Linked DNA regions of Homo sapiens: region 2 is linked to region 1. A link is an interaction called in ENCODE POLR2A ChIA-PET data of the cell type or tissue named here. Cell type or tissue: OCI-LY7. All regions are shown on one strand. Each heading gives the region's core, and the rest is flanking DNA. Links, peaks and the distances in the headings are about the cores only. Region 1 overlaps TLK1 (tousled like kinase 1). Region 2 overlaps METTL8 (methyltransferase 8, tRNA N3-cytidine).

Evidence for each region. ChIA-PET counts read pairs that join two places held together with the same protein. Peaks named below come from ENCODE experiments on the same cell type or tissue, not always from the same donor. Only the 100,000 strongest peaks of a DNase experiment are listed, where the experiment ranks them.
Region 2: POLR2A ChIA-PET joins it to region 1 with 16 read pairs; 2 of 35 experiments call an interaction of 5 or more read pairs at or near these places.

What each region holds. Positions count from the first base shown.
Region 1 is chr2:171,026,198-171,035,094 of GRCh38, forward strand. It overlaps TLK1 (tousled like kinase 1), which reads right to left. Exons shown (of 21, transcript NM_012290.5): 12 at 2,142-2,208. Among named protein-coding and RNA genes, the nearest start is that of GORASP2, 100 kb to the left of the region's middle. In OCI-LY7, for the core only: no CTCF peak of the experiment used is centred there; no DNase peak of the experiment used is centred there.
Region 2 is chr2:171,419,993-171,428,889 of GRCh38, forward strand. All of the region lies in intron 1 of METTL8 (methyltransferase 8, tRNA N3-cytidine), which reads right to left. Among named protein-coding and RNA genes, the nearest start is that of METTL8, 9.5 kb to the right of the region's middle. In OCI-LY7, for the core only: no CTCF peak of the experiment used is centred there; a DNase peak (open chromatin) is centred at 4,199.

The sequences.
Region 1 (8,897 bases), core at 252-8,251:
TACGAAAAATATAGAAGTCAAACACTGGGAAAGAGGAAAATACGAAGGTTAGAAGGTTTAGTGTTCTACAACATTTTACAAATGTCTATATAATATTTGGACACTAAGTATACCTTACTTTATAAAAGTGTTTTTCACAGAAACCAGTATTTTCAAAGTACCAGGAAAGCTTTAAAACCAACCAACCAAAAACAAAAACAAACCCTCCTTTGAAGCCTTTTCAAAGTGTACTTTTTGTAATACAAATAGCCAATTCCTAATTTAACTGCTCTACAATTTCAGATTTTATAACAGATTTTCATAAAATAAGGTGCATATGTAAAATGTCATCATTTAGAAAGAGTAATCTGAAATTTGGTATTACACGTGAAGATAATAACCCTTCAGTAAAACTCTCAAGTACACCTTGGAATCACTATAACTAAGTAAATAAGTATTCCTTTATCACCACAGGCTGGTTAGAAAATAACTGGTAAATCTTTATATGAGACATAAAGCATAGGCCCTTACGAACTCATTATCAAAACAGTTTAAGTGGGCACACAGATACTTACGACTCATCCTGTACTAAAAATTCCCTTTTCGCTTCCATAGTTCCTTTATATGGTTCTATCACTATTATAGAACTATTATGATAGTTATATAGCTCCATCTATTATTATAGAGAATAGACTTAAGTTGTCAACTAAGTCTCAAAGCGCAGGAAAAGTAGTCAATAATTACAATAGAACAGAATAGAACTACTTAAATAACAAAACCAAAATAAATCACTTTTTAATTCACTGTTCAAGTAGTTTACGTTGAAGCTTTCTGGGCAGTTGGCATAGACAGATATAGCATATTAAAGGATACTAATGCAAATTATATATAATAATTTTCTATTCCCTATAAATGGTAGGAATCCCCAGCATATTAATAACATTTCCAAAACAAATTAGTATGCAGTGTAATAGTAGCTGCTACCAGAATGGGTTTCTCCATCCTACCTCACCCTATCCCATGGAGACAACTTCACAGATACTATCTCCAATTAGTTCACTCCTTCAATTTTACCTATAATTCAGCCTATTTAAAAAATTGAAAGAACCTGACAAGCAGAAAGCACAAAAAATTGGGTCAAAGAAAAAGAACTTTATGTCTGTCAGTAACTTAATTTTGAGGGAAAAAAACCTACTCTATTATTACTACTTCTCTGAAATCATTTGAACTAAAATTAAGACCTGTAAAAACAATAAACTGATTACAATTTCAGAGTTTACAAACAAGTAGAAAGATACACATTATTTAAAAGTTTACGACAATAACACATAGCAACATTTTTTCTCAGTTTTATCCCTTTATACTATCACTAAGTGCTTTTTCCTACGTACATCTTCTAATCGAAACATCACACATGCAACAAATTAAAAGATAAGCCAAAGAAATAAGTTTGCTATTTATTTACAATTGCTATTTTATTATGAAATGAACATAAACAATATGGAATTTTAGATTTCATCTTTAAAATGAAGTATTTTTTACCAAAAGGTAGTACTTAAATAGAATAATCTAAAGACCTTGGAAGTCTGTCCAAGAATCATTCCTCCACTAAAGGGATATGGTGTGTCACCATCTCAAGATTTTTAAGTTGACACAAGATAAAGGAATGTTGTTTTAATATACTCAACATAAAAATGTAATTTTGGCCGGGTGCGACAGCTCATGCCTGTAATCCCAGCACCTTGGGAGGCCAAGGTGGGTGGATCACACGAAGCCAGGAGTTTGAGACCAGCCTGGTGAACATGGCGAAACCCTCACTCTACTAAAAATACAAAAATTAGCCAGATGTGGTGGCGCATGCCTGTAATCCCAGCTACTCAGGAGGCTGAAGCACGAAAATTGCTTGAACCAGGGAGGTGGAGGTTGCACTGAGCTTAGATTGTGCCGCTGCACTCCAGCCTGAGTGATGAGACTGTTTCAAAAAATAAAAATACTAATAAATAAAATAAAGTAACTTTAATGCATCTCTTTTTAATCTGAAATTTTTAATTTGAAATCTTACTCTCTTAAATTTTGGCTTTTAAAATAAGTGACTTATAACACAACTTCCCACAAATTCTGGTAGCAAATTGAACTAAAAATGCAGCATATGTTTCACATACCTTTTTGAGATGTCCTAGTCTAAGTTTGAAAATTTCTTCCTGTTCATGATATTCTGCCAAAGTCAACCTGTCAAAAATGAAATTTTAATTCTACATATTGAGATTAATACTTAGTTTATTAACAACTAGCAAAATATAAAAATCAAGTGGAAATACTAAAATGTGGACAACTTTAAGCCCAAAATGTATGAGCCAAAAATCCTTTGAGATATTCTTCAGAATATATTTAATACTTTTAGATGAAACAGTTAACTAATTCTACAATGCTTTAAGGAAAATGTATGAGCCAAAAATCCTTTGAGATATTCTTCAGAATATATTTAATACTTTTAGATGAAACAGTTAACTAATTCTACAATGTTTTAATGAGTACCATTTATCAAGTGATGTTCTAGAATTTATATTCTAAGGATACAGTGAAAAACAAAACAATTTCTCCTTACATATTAGTTTGAGCGTACACTCTATAGTGGAAGTAAGCAAGCATAAAAAAAACCACGTGATGAAATAAATAAGTTTAAGTAACAGTAAGTGTCATGAAGAAGGCAAAAAAGGATGGTATGGTAATGACTAATTGCATTATGTTAATTTGGACTGGGTGTTAGAGAGGTGACCATCTAAATAACAAAAAGACAACCATGAGAGGACTCTGGGGAGTATATTCTAGACATGAGTTATAGAAAGTTCAAAACTCTAAGATGAAAATAGTCTTGGCATATAAATAGAAGAGAAAAAAATGGGAGTAAATCAGATGTAGTCAAAAGGGTTGTGAGTAGTAGGAGAAGCAAGCTGGGGAGACATACTATGTATAGATTTGCAGGCCAAGTCAAGAATTTCAGTTTTACTCTAAGAGTAATGGGAAATCACTGCAAAGGGAGTCAGTCCAGTTTGGGCAGTTTTTAAAAAGAGGAAAAAAACAAAGACATTTTTCCTTTCCCTGCTTCAGTGTGTTGGGAGTAAATAAGCAAGATAAAAAAATGCTAAAACTTTAGTCAAAGTACTAAATTCTGGCCAGGTACAGTGGCTCACGCCTGTAATCCCAGCACTCTGGGAGGCTGAGGCAGGTGGATCACTGGAGCCCAGGAATTCCAGAACAGCCTGGGCAACATAGCAAAACCCCGTCTCAATCTCCCTCACCCCCAAAAAAGCACTAAATTCTTATACTCCAAATATAGACATAGGGTCTTGCTTTAGTGTCCAGGTTGAATTTGAACTCCTGGGCTCAGGTGACTCTCCTGCCTCAGTGTTCCAAGTAGCTGGGAGTACAGGTGTACGCCACCATGCCTAGCTACTTCAAAATCTTAATTATAAATAGATACAGGACTTTAAGTCTTGAAAGTGCTTCATGGTTATCTTATTATTTCAAATATTATTACCTGACTTTGAAAAGTAATCAGTTTAATGTATGCAGAACTACAACAAGGCTTATTAGGGTCTCGCTCTGTTGCCCAGGCTGGAGTGCAGTGGCCACGATCTCAGCTCACTGCACCTCCACCTCCCAAATTCAAGTGATTCTCCTACCTCAGCCTCCAGAGTAGCTGCGACTACAGGCACACGCCACCATGCCTAGCTAAGTTTTGCATTTTTAGTAGAGACGGAGTTTTGCCATGTTGGCCAGGCTGGTCTTGAATGCCTGGCTTCAAGTGATCCACCGACCTCAGCCTCCCAAAGTGCTGGGATTACAAGTGTGAGCCACCACAACCGGCCCATACCCCAACTTTAAAAGAATAGCTCTTATCTATCATATTCAAGCCCTTGTTTGTTAATTTACTTATGTGTTCTGAGGTTATTTCATTAAGCTCCTAACTCAGGTGTGATCTGTTTGGTTTCAGTCCCTCAGCAACATTTAGTATAAATGCCATTTCCCTTTAGCTAGATGCTAATTAAATTAACTAATTCTAAAAAAGGAGTATTCAAAGGAAATAAACAAAAACAAGAAATTCAGTTAGTATTCCACCCGCAACATCTTAAGAGCCAAAAAAATTAACATGTTAAATTAAACTTCTCTACCTAGTCTTAGGGTGACACAACTACTGGATTTTATTACACTGAATATAGCAATAGTTGATAGCTGTAGCAGTTGCTTATAGTAAATTTAGAGAATTAAATGCTGGAGTGTGAATGTAGATGAAGTGAGAGAGGGAGGAGGAGGAATGTGATACTAAAGAAAATGAGGTTTGAAAACTAAAATGTATAATATCTCAACTAATCTAGAAAAGAAAAGATGTAGGAATGTTAGCAAAAAGCTTCTGGATATGGGTACAGGTTTATGCCACTGGTGGAAGTTTGCCTATGATACTGCTATTATATAACAGTATCATAAATTCATATTCTTAAAGTATGGTTTAAGGTCCACTAGTAGGCCATAGTATGGGCTCATAACTAATTTTTAAAAGATATTTAAATTTGTTTTCTTTCTATATAGAAATTCTGTACTTTGATTTTTACTGAATTACAAAACAGCTAAAATTTGGCATATCTTAAACCAAAGTTAGTACATGACTTGAGTTACTTGAAATTTTTGTCCTACCAAGAGGTTTGGCTATCATGTATAACTGCAAAGCTCCTACACATGCACATGGCTAGACTCTGTGCAATTTAGGAGAAACGCTATTTTGTTGTTGTGTGTTGTTAGGCTACTCACTTTTCAGGGCAGTGATTCTTACCATTTTACAATCATAAAAAAAAAAAAAATCTGAAGGAAGTTATAAATACTCTCCCCAGAAAATTTTACATATATATAATTTTGGGATTCACAAATCTCAGTAAGAGTTCCTCTGCCTGGGTCTTGTCTTGCCAATTAGAATGCAAACCCCCAAATGACAAAAGAGCCATTTCTTACATTTTCTCTCCCTCTTCCTACTAGGAAGTATTAGGGATTATTAATACCTGACACATTGTAGCTTCTTCGATAACCTCTGTTGTCCATTTGTATTAATCAAAAACGTTTTTAAAGAAATCTATGTATTTAGATAAAAGCAACTGGGAACAATCTTCTTTAAAGAAACAGGATTTTAGACAGAATGAAAAGAGCTAAGCTAGGATAATGTTCACATCAGTGGCTTTTAATTATCAATACTTTTATGTGTGTAAGATGCTTTTAAAAGAACCTGCCCTCTCAAACAATTCAGTTAAATTACTTAGCAAATCTTTTATTCATAGATAAGGCAAAGATATAATCCATCTCTTCCCATAGACTCATATCTGATGATAGCTAAATTATTAATATTTTTATTACACAAACATAAAAATATTTTATTATGCACACATAACAATGTATTATTTTTATTATGCACACATAATATTTTAAACGTTAACAAATTTAAACCCCAAACATAAGACTTGACTCCTGATAATCTTCCACACTAAGTCTGAGTAAATGAAAATTTTAATTTTAAAAGTGTTCTAAAATAGTTTAACAGAAATATGGGGTGACAGTATTTTAAAAAGTTAGTAGAAATAACAAAAACAGGGATATTCATTTTAAACAAATTTGGTATTCAATGTCTTAAAGACATTCTGTTTAAGCAGAGAATTAACATGAAGCCTCAAAGAACACAAACTATGGTAAATAGACTGTTAGAGGCACTTAAACAAAAATTAGCCAGATGTGGTGGTGCACGCCTGTAGTCCCAGCTACTCAGGAGGCCGAGGCATGAGAATCACTTCAACCTGGGAGGCAGAGGTTGCAGTGAGCTGAGACTGCCACTGTACTCCAGCCTGGGCAACAGAGCAAGAAAAGAAAAGAACAACAACAACAACAACAAAAGGCAACAACAACCCAGGCAAACTAACATCATAGTTAATGGTGAAAATGGAAAGATTTTCTCCTAATACCAGGAAAAAGACAAGGACGTCTACTTTCATGATTGCTAATCAGTATTGCACTGGAAGTCCTACCAGAGCAGTCAGGTAAGGAAAAGAAATAAAATGCATCTAAATTGTAAGCTAAGAAATAAAACTATCTATATTTGCAGATGACATGCCTCTATATTTAGAAAATCCCCAAAAAATGCACAAGAAAAAAAATCACTAGAACAATAAATAAATTTGGCAAAGCTGCAGGGTATGAGAGCAATGCACAAAAATCAGTTACTTCTATACACCAGCAATGAACAACCTGAAAAGGATATTAAGGAAGCTATTACATTTACAATAGCATCCAAAAGAATATAATACCTAGGAATAAATTTAACCCAGGAGGTGAAAGACTTGCCTACTAAAAACTACAAAATATTGCTAAGGAGTTCAAAAAGAGTTAATTAAATGAAAAGATATCCTATGTCCACAGATTGGAGACTTTCAAAAAGTATGGTACTGCCATAAGAATACACATATATACCTATGAAATAGATCTGAATTCAGAAATAAACCCAAAAATCTACGGCCAGTTGATTTTTGACAAGAGTACCAAGACCACTCAATGAGGAAAGAATAATCTCTTCAACAAATGATGCTGGGACAACTAGGGAACCACATGCAAAATAATGAAGTAGGACCCCTACCTCACTCTATGTACAAAAATTAACTAAAAATGAATGAATGACCTAAATATAGTAACTAAAACTATTAGAAGACAATACAGGAGGCTGGGTATGGTGGCTCATGCCTGTAATGCCAGCACTTTCGGAAGCTGAGGCAGGTGGATCACTTGAGGCCAGGAGTTCAAAACCAGCCTGGGCAACATGGTGAAACTCTGTCTACTAAAAATACAAAAATTAGCCAGGCGTGGTGATGGGCACCTGCAATCCCAGATACTTGGGAGGTTGAGAAAGGAGAATCGCTTAAACCTGGGAGGCAGAGGTTGCAGTGAGCTGAGATCGCACCACTGCACTTCAGCCTGGGTGACAGAGCAAGACCCTGTCTCAAAACAAAACAAAACAAAACAAAGGGAAGATAACACAGGGGTAAATCTTCATGACTACAAATTTGGCAATAAATTCTTAGATTTGTCACCAAAAGCATAAACAACAACAGTAACAAAAATCAACAAAATACATTTCATAAAAATTAAAAACATTAAAAATTAAAACAACTGAATTCATGGAGATAGAGAGTAGGATGATGGTTACTAGAGGCTGGGAAGGACAGTGGGGAAGGGGGCAAAAGGTGGGGTTGGTTAATGGGTGCAAAAACATAGAATGAATAAGATCTAGTATTTGGTAACACAAGAGGATGACAACAGTCAACAAAAATATATTGTACATTTAAAATAACCAAGAGTATAATTGGAATGTTTATAACAAAGAAATGATAAATGCTTGAGGTCATGGATACCCCATTTACCCTGATGTGATTATTACACATTGTATGCCTGTATCATAATATATCATGTACCCTGTACATTGGTTGGTGCAAAAGTAATTGCGGTTTTTGCCACTGAAAGTAGGCAAACACCACAATTACTTTTGCACCAACCTAATACTATGTACCCATAAAAATAAAAAACTTCTGTACATCAAAGGATATTATCAAAAAAGTAAAAGACAACTTACAGAATAGCAGAAAATATCTGCAAATCATATATGTTAAGGGTTTAGTATCCAGATTTTTTAAAAAAAAAAAAAAACCTCCCACAACAACAAAACAACAAACAGTCTGGTGAAAAAATGAGCAAAAGACTTGAATAGACATTTCTCCAAACAAGATATATAAAGACCAGCAAACACATTAAAAGATGTTCAACAACATTAAGTCATTAGGGAAATGCAAATCAAAATTACCGTGAGATATCACTTTACACCCACTAGGATGGTTATGATTTTTAAAATGGCAAAGTAAAAAGTATTGTCAAGGATGTAGAAAAATAGGGATAATTGTCATGCTGATGGGAATGTAAAACGGTGCAGAATGGAAAATAAGCAGTTCTTGAACAAGTTAAGATACAGAATTACCATAATACTCAGTACTAGACAGATAAAGAAAACAAAACAAGCTCACACAGAATTGTAGACAGGTGTTTATAGCAGAACTATTTATAATAACCAAAGGGTGGAAACAACCTAAATGTCCATCAATGAATGAATGAACAAATTGTGCATAATCACACAATGAAATATTGTTCAGCCATAAAAAGAATGAAGTACTGATACATGCTACAACATGAATATATTTTGAAAACTTATACTAAGTAAAAGCCAGACACAAAAGGTCATATAAGGTATGAGTCATTTTATATACAACATTCAGAAGAAGCAAATACACAGAGAAAGAAAACCGATTATTTGCTACTGGAGGTGAGAAGAGAAAGGGCTAGGGAGTGATTACTTAACGTGCACAGTGTTCCTCTGGGTTAAGGAAACAGTTTTGAAACTAGAGAGAAGTGATGGTACATAACACTGTGAATGGACTAAAAGCCACTGAACTGTACATCTTTAAATGGTTATTCGTATGTTACATAAATTTAACCTCAATTAAAAAATGTTATCACTAGGAAAAAAAATAGGTGATTGTGGGAGGGATGAAACTAGTCTTCCTTTGAAGAGTCCAAACGTTCACAATGTAATAGAAATTGAAGTGCAATTACTTATACTTAGTATAAGTATAATGGCTGATATGGTTTGGCTGTGTCCCCACCCAAATCTCATCTTGAATTCCCACGTGTTGTGGGAGGGACCTGGTGGGAGGTAACTGAATCATGGGGGCAGGTCTTTCCCATGCTGTTCTCATGATAGTGAGTGAGTCTCACAAGATCTGATGGCTTTAAAAAGGGGAGGTTCCAGCTGGGCTTGGTGGCTCATGCCCGTAATCCCAGCA
Region 2 (8,897 bases), core at 448-8,447, 390 kb after region 1:
AATATGTGATCTCACTTCAATCCTGAGTGTTCCCACCAAGCAGATGACTGAGTAAAACTTAGAGAAACAAAGTGTTGGCTGGGCACGGTGGCTCACACCTGTAATCCCAGCACTTTGGGAGGCCAAGGTGGGCGGATCACTTGAGCTCAGGAGTTCAAGACCAGCCTAGGCAATGTGGTGAAACCCTGTCTCTACAAAAAATATAAAAATTTTATTTAAAAACAACAACAAAAGAAAGCGGCTTGGTCAAGATCTCAGGGAGTGATGGTGCTGGCACTAGAACTTGTAGCTTTTGACTCCTGGTATGATGCTCTTCCCGCTAGACTATTCTTTTGTCTTTTCAGTAGAGAGTGGCATGGTTATGCAGAGAGACAAGAAGAAGAAAAAGAAGATGAGGCAGACATGGTGGTAAGTGATTATTGAAAGCATATATTATTAACAGAAGCTTTTAAACTAAAAGTATAATAAAGTGGAATTTTAGTTCTGCAAATTAGGTGAACTTTATACTCCAAAATCCTTGCTGCTATCAACCACCCCTAAATGGCTGGATTAATATGTTTTAAAAAGAAATCTTATTAAACATACCCCTGAGCCAGCAAGAAAGAGAAATACTCAGAGACCAAAAGCTCGCAAAAGTCCAGAGCTGAATGAGCACTGAGGTTAGCAACCACCCAAAGCCTACAATGTATAAAAAACAAAATGTGTCACAAAAATTGATCTAAATAAACCCAAGTTTGGTTTAACAATAGAAAGTATATCAATGTAATTTGCCACATTACCAGATTAAAATAAAAAATCATATAATGACCTCAGCAGATACAGAAAAGGCCTCTGATAAAATTCAACATTCGCTCATGATTAAAAATCAAAACTTTTAGTGACTGTGAAATGGAAGACAATTTCATTAACTTGATAAAGGGTAGCTGCCAAAAACTTATGATGTCATCCTTAATGGTGAAATATTAGAAGTATTCCCTTTATAAACATGAATAAGACAAGGATGTCCATTATCAATGGTTCTACTCAACACTGCAATGGAGGTCTTGGCCAGGACAGTCAGAAAGGAAAGAGAAATAAAAAGTAAAAGGTGGAGGAGGAAGTAACAAACTGTCACAGTTTCCTAACGATATGATTATCTACACAGAAAAAATCCCCTAAACCCTACAAATGACAATTATTACTATTAAATGGAAAGTTTGGCAAGATTGCCAAATAAAAGATCAATATACAAACAGACAATTATATTTTCATATACTAGCAAACATATAGTTAGAAAACCTAATTTTAAAATATACTATTTAGCAAGGCACAGTGGCACCACTTGTACTCCCAGCTACTCAGGAGGCTGAGGCAGGAGGATGACTTGAGCCTAGGAGTTTGAGGCTTTAATGCACGATGATCACACATGTGAATAGCCACTGCACTCCAGCCTGGGCAGCACAGTGAGACCTTACTTCAAAAAAAAAATACATACACACATCCATACACACACACACACACACACATCATTTATAACAATGACCAAAAATATGATACACTTAGGAAGTTGTAAAATATGCAAGTCCTTTAAAGAAAAAATTATAAAACTTCACTGAGCCACTAATGAAGATCTAACTAAATAAATGGAGAGCTACATAGTGACTCTTGAATACAATGGGTTTAAACTTCATGGGTCCACTTATATGAGGATTTTTTTAACCAAACTCAGATTGAAAATACAGTATTTGGAGGATGTGAAATCTGCATATAAGGAGGGCCAACTTTTCATATACTTGGGTTCCACAGGGTCAACTGAAAGACTTGAGGATGTGTGGATTTTGGTATATGCGGGCATCCTGGAACCAATCTCCCTAGTATACTGAGGAAAGACTCTATAGTCTTCATAGATAGGATTATTTGATATTGTAAAGATGTCAGTTCTCTTCAAACTGATATACAGATTTAATGCCATCCCAATCAAAATTTCAATAAGGCTTTTGGGAAGCCCAAGCTGATTTTAAAAGGTATATGAAAGTGTCAATGGCAAAAAAGAAATAAGACACTCCTAAAGAAGAGGAGTAAGATGGAACAGTTCCCCTACCAGCTCTCAAGCCTTATGATAAAACTGCAGTGAATAAGTGGTCACTTATCACCCCAGGGACAGAAAAATAAGATAATGGAACAGAAAACAGAGCACAGAAATAGACTTGACCAGATAGGTAACTTGATCTACAACAGAACTAGCACCACAGATCTGTGAAGAAATGAAGAGACTATTCAATAAGTGGGTCTGGAACAAGTGATTATTCATATACAAAAAATAATAATAATGAAAGGATCTCTAATTTATACCATACTCTCAAATCAATTTCATCACTGACTGAAGACTTAAGTGGGAAAGTTAAAACTTTAAAACCTAGAAAAAGAATAAGAGGATATCTTTATGACCTCAAGTTAAGCAATTCTTAAACAATAGTCAAATTATAACCATAAAAGGAAATACTGACTACTTTTACCACATTTAATGTGAGCTTCTTTTTTTATATAGTATCAAATAAGCCACATATTGGGAGAAGACATTTGTAACACATATTATGATGAAGAATTGTTACGGAGAAACATGCAGAAACATTCTAAACTCAAGAAGAAAAAGACACACAATCTAATAGAAAATGGGCAAAAGTCATGATCAGGCTTTGCACAAGAATGAAAACAGGAATGCCTAGTGACATTAAAAATAGATGCTCAACTGTATTTATAATATGGAAAATGCATAAAAATCATAATATGATAGTCTTATATTCACTACATTGGCAAAAACTTAAGTCTGACAATACAAATGCAGGCAAGGATGTAAAGTAATGGGAAGTCAGCTAATAGGATAGAAATTGCTATAACAACATACAGAGTCAACATGGTATCACCTAAAAAAGCTGAAGGTGCATAATATGGTTTGGTTGTGTCCTCAACCAAATCACATCTTGAATTGTAGTTCCCATAATCTCCACATGTTGTGGGAGGGACACAGTGGGAGGTAATTGAATTATGGGGGGTGGTTATCCTCATGCTGATCTTGTGATAGTGAGTTCTCATGAGATCTGAGGGTTTATAAGGGGCTTCTCCCCTGCTTCACTCTGCACTTCTCCTTGCTGCTGCCATGTGAAGAACGATGTGTTTGCTTCCCCTTCTGCCATGATTGTAAGTCTCCTGAAGCCTCTTGAGCCATGTGGAACTGTGAGACAATTAAACCTCTTCCCTTTATAAATTACCCAGTCTCAGGTATGTCTTTATTAGTAACGTGAGAACAGACTAATATAGTAAATTGGTACCAGGAATGGGGTGCTGCTGTAAAGATACCCAAAAATGTGGAAGCAACTTTGGAACTGGGTAACAGGCAGAGGTTGGAACTGTTTGGAGGGCTCAAAAGACAGGAAAATGTGAGAAAGTTTGAAACTTCCTAGAGACTTGGAGGGCTCAGAAGACAGGAAGATGTGGGAAAGTTTGGAACTTCCTAGAGACCTGTTAAATGGTTTTGACCAAAATATTGATAGTGATATGGACAATAGAGCCCCCCACCTGAGGTCATCTCAGATGGAGATGAAGAACTTGTTGGGAACTGGACTAAAAGTCATTCTTGCTATGCAAAGATACTGGAGGCATTTTGTCCCTGCCCTAGAGATCTGTGGAACTTTGAACTTGAGAGAGATGATTTAGGGTATCTAGAGAAAGAAATTTCTAAGCAGCAAAGTGCTCAAGAGGAAGCAGAGCATAAACGTTTGAAAAATGTGCAGCCTGATAATGCAGTAGAAATGAAAAACCCATATTCTGGGGAGAAATTCAAGCGAGCTGCAGAAATTTGCATAAGTAACAAGGAGCCAAATGCTAATCACCAAGACAATGGGGAAAATGTCTCCAAGGCATGTCAGAGAACTTTGAGGCAGCCCCTCCCATCACAGGCCTAGAGGCCTAGGAGGGAAAAGTGGTTTCCTGGGCTGGATGCAGGGCCCTCCTACTGTGTGCAGCCTCAGGACTTGGTGCCCTGCACCCCAGCTGCTCCAGCTGTGGCTAAAAGGGGCCAAGGTACAGCACAGGCCATGGCTTCAGAGGGGACAAGCTCCAAGCCTTGGCAGCTTCCACGTGTTATTGGGCCTGCGGGTGCACAGAAGTCAAGAACTGAGTTTGAGGAACCTCTGCCTAGATTTCAGAAGATGTATAGAAATGCCTGGATGTCCAAGCAGAAGTTTGCTGCATGGGTGGAGCCCTCATGGAGAACCTCTGCTATGGCAGTGCGGAAGGGAAATGTGGGATTGGAGCCCCCACACAGAGTCCCTACTGGGACACTGCCTAGTGGAGATGTGAGAAGAGGGCCCCCATCCTCCAGACTCCAGAACTGTAGATCCACTGACAGCTTGCACCATGTGCCTGGAAAAGCCTCAGACACTCTACACCAGCCCATGAAAGCAGCCAGGACAGGGGCTGTACCCTGCAAAGCCACAGGTGTGGAGCTGCCCAAGGCCATAGGAGCCCACCTCTTGTATCAGCATGCCCTGGATATGAGACATGGAGTCAAAGGAGATCATTTTGGAACTTTAAGGTTTAATGACTGCTCTATTGGATTTTGGACTTGCATAGGGCCTGTAGCCCCTTTGTTTTGGCCAATTTCTCCCATTTGGAATGGGTGTATTTACCCAATGCCTGTACCCCCATTGTATCTAGGAAATAAATAACTTGCTTTTGATTTTACAGGCTCATAGGCAGAAGGGACTTGCCTTGTCTCAGATGAGACTTTGGACTTAGATTTTTGAGTTAATGCTGGAATAAGACTTTGGGAGACAGTTGGAAGGACATGATTGTGTTCTGAAATGTGAGGACATGAGCTCTGGGAGGGGCCAGGGGCAGAATGATATGGTTTGGCTGTGTCCCCACCCAAATCTCATCTTGAATTGTAGTTCCCATAATCTCTACATGTTGTGGGAGGGACCCAGTGGGAGGTAACTGAATCATGGGGGTGGTTACCCTCATGCTGTTCTCATGATAGTGAGTGTGTTCTCATGAGATCTGATGGTTTTATAAGGGGCTTTTCCTCCACTTTGCTCTGCACTTCTCCTTGCTGCTGCCATGTGAAGAAGGGTGTGTTTGCTTCTCCTTCTGCCATGACTGTAAGTTTCCTGAGGCCTCCCCAGCCATGAGGAACTGTGAGTCAATTAAACCTCTTCCCTTTATAAATTACCCAGTCTCAGGTATGTCTTTATTAGCAGTGTGAGAACGGACTAATACAATGCACATACCATATAATTCAGTAATTAAGTACCTAGGTATATACTCTGGAGCAACTCTTTGTGGCAGCAGAATTATAACACAGTCCCCAAGAGACCCCCTCATCCTCTGCATAGTCCATCAGTGTGGATGGGACCTGTGAAAATGATGGACAGTCATCTCCTTCATAGGTTACTTTTATGTAAGACCTCATCTTAGCAGAGGAGGTCAGAGAGACATTCTCCTATTTGCTTTGAAGAAGCAGACTGCCAGGTTGTGAAAAGGGCCATGAGGCAGGGAATAGTGGGCAACGTCTCAGAGCTGAGGGCTTCAGTCCTATAGCTGCTAGGAATGGAATTGTGTCAATATCCAGTGAGGGTAGAACAGGACTGTGAGTCGCAGATGAGACCACAGCCCAGGCTGACACCATAATTTCAGCCTGGTGAGATCCTGAGCAGAGAATTAGGTTATGCTGTTTTAGGACTTCTACAAGAATTTGAGGTAATGAATGGGTGTTAATTTAAGCTACTAAAACTGTGGTAATTTGTTATACAGCAAAAGAAAACTAACGCATTCTTTAACGTGTGCCAGGAGACAGGGATAAGAATGTCTATAACAGCACTTTCCTAGAAATAAAAAACCTGAAAGAGGCCAGGTGTGGTGGCTCACGCCTGTAATCCCAGCACTTTAGGAGGCTGAGGCAGGCAGATCATGAAGTCAGGTGTTCGAGACCAGCCTAGCCAACATAGTGAAATCTCATCTCTACTAAAAATACAAAAATTAGCCGGGCATGGTGGTGGGCACCTGTAATCCCAGCTACACAGGAGGCTGAGGCAGGAGAATCTCTTGAACCCAGGAGGCAGAGGTTGCAGTGAGCTGAGATTGAGCCACTGCACTCCAGCCTGGGCAATAGAGTAAGACTCCATTTCAAAAAACACAAAAACAAAACAAAAAACATGAAAGAAACAAAAAGCCTGGCTAGTAGAAAGGGGATAAATTAATTGTAATAAATTTATACAAGGAAATACTACACAGTAGTAAACATGAATGAATTACAGGTATGTCGTAAAATGTAATGTTGAGAAAAATATAGACAAGCTATAGAAGAGTACACATATATAATATGAATGATGTTCAAAAACATTTAAAACAATTTTTTATTTATCTAAAGAGGAAAGAGGGATCTGGGAACCAGCAGGGCACATAAGAGATGTCAAAGTTTTAGGTAATATTCTGTTTATTTTTAAGTTGATGATAAGTATATGGGTGTTCATTTTATAATTGTTATTTGTATATTATGCTATGATATCTGTAACATAGCATAAAGGATTGATATTCTTTTGAATAAATATTGTTTAAAATAAGAGGGTGAGTCTGCGAGCTTTACTATCAATCCTTTAAACCTAAATCTTTCTGAAAACTTCGTATATGCATTAATATACTGTGTGTTCAGACACACATCATTAAAATATAGAGAGGAAAGAAAACATAAGAACCAAACTTGTGGTCAAAAGGTTCAATAACTTCAAAATAAATTTCTAAAAGTGACTTGCACCTGGACTACTACAATCACCTGCTAAGTGGTCTCTTATATTTCACTCTTGTTCTTGATGCTGCAGCCAAGTATCTGTTTAAGAAGAATGTCACATCACTCTAAGGGTTTTCCATCACATTTCCACAGTTCCACATGGTCTGACCCCTACCTACTTCTGAGATCTGATTTTATTCACTTTTCCCACATGCCCTAGCCACATAACAAATCCTAACATTCCTTAGCACTAATGTATAATGCTGATGTGCACCTTTAATAAAATCCAGGCATTGTTTCTTTGGCATCACATCATGTTTCCAATTTGTTTTGAGGAGTTTGGGAATATTTATCGTGGTTCTGTTTTATTAGGATTTCACTTGATTCTTTTCTTTTCCTCATCCTTAATATCCACTGTATCAGAAGTCCTATCAACTCTACTTCCAAAATACATCTTGAATCTTGTTCACTTCTTTCCATCTCTCCTGTTACCACTCTAGTCCAAAACACTATAATCTCTTACCTGGACAAATGCAATAGCCACCTGTCTCCTTACAATTATTCTTGCCTTCCACAATGTATTTTCCACTCTATAGCCATAATGACCTTTTTATAACACAAAATAGATCATATCACTCCCCTCTTCAAAGCCTCCTATCAGAATAAAATCCAAAATTCCTTACCATTGCCTACAAAGCTTAACGTCTTGGTCCCATCCGACTGCTCCAAGTTTACCTCTCTCCTGCACACTAAAGAGCCACACTGGCCTTCTGAGAGTTTTTGACTTCTTATTATAAGCCTTAGGAATCCTGAACTCAAGCATCCCTTTGCCTGGACTACTACTCTGGACTGTTGCAGATCAGCTCCTCCTCATCATTCAGGGCTCAGCTTACATGTGTTCTCTTTAGAACGGCCTTCCCTGACCACTCTGGCTAAAGCAGGGTGTTCAACCACCCTCCAGCACATCACCCTGTTTTATTTTCTTCACAGCACTTATTGCTACCTAGAAATCTTATTTTTTCATCTATTTATTTATTGTCTATCTCCTCCCACCTGTAGGGACCCTGTCTATCCTGTTTACTGCTATACCCTATGCCAAAACTTTCCCCTGCACATTATGGATGAAAAACAAAAACATGTTGAACAAATGACTTCCTATAGCTTAGTTAAAATTTGTCTCTGAATAAATGTTCAAGTTTAATAACCTGAGTATTTTATACATTTATTCAGTTATACTATGTTTCTTTAAACAAAGTATATGAACAAAAAGCATTTTATTAACTTTTGAATTAATATTTCTTCTTTCTTGTCTTTAAAATATCATGGCTAGGATGGTTAAGTATTCTGTAAACATAACACAGACAAAGAATAGAAAAAAAGAAGAACTAATATTTGTTCTATGCCCAAAACTAAGAGAAATCATTTTCCAATCATAAAACTGTATCTATTTATGCCATTTTACCTTCAACAAATGGAAAATATCTACTTCATAGGTAGAAGTCTTAAGGATTTAAGTTTTTTTGAAAGTTATTAATATTGTGACTTCCTACTGATTTAAGGAATAAGTGGAGACTAAATCTGCATCTAAGCTAAAAGTAGCTGCTATTGCCAAGTATTGTGGTATATGCCTGTAATCCCACTATACATGCCAGCTACTCAGGAGGCTGAGGCGGGATGATCGCTTGAGCCCAGGAGTTCAGCACCAGCCTTTGAGATTTCTTCTCAAGCAAATAAAGTTAAAAAAAAAAAAAGTACTTAGCTGTTGATAATAGATTCTATACAAACATATTGTTTTTTATAGCCCATTCATTTATTCAACATACATATGCATTAACCACATTTTAGGTAGTGTAAAGCAGGGAGAATTATATTACTACTCAGTTTCTGCCCAGGTTAGTTGAGAAGACAGACAAATGACAATTCTAGTATAGTGCCACAACAGTATACACAGTAACATGGAAGCACAGAAAAGGCTACTAACCAAGCTGGAGGAGTTAGGGGAAGGGTCTCAGTGGAGCTGTGATACCTGGGATGAGTCTTGAGATCAACTGATAAGAGGAGAGGAAAGGAAGCTTCAGATAAAGAAAATCTCAAATATAAAGGCACATTGGCTTGAGAAAGTCAGCAAACATGT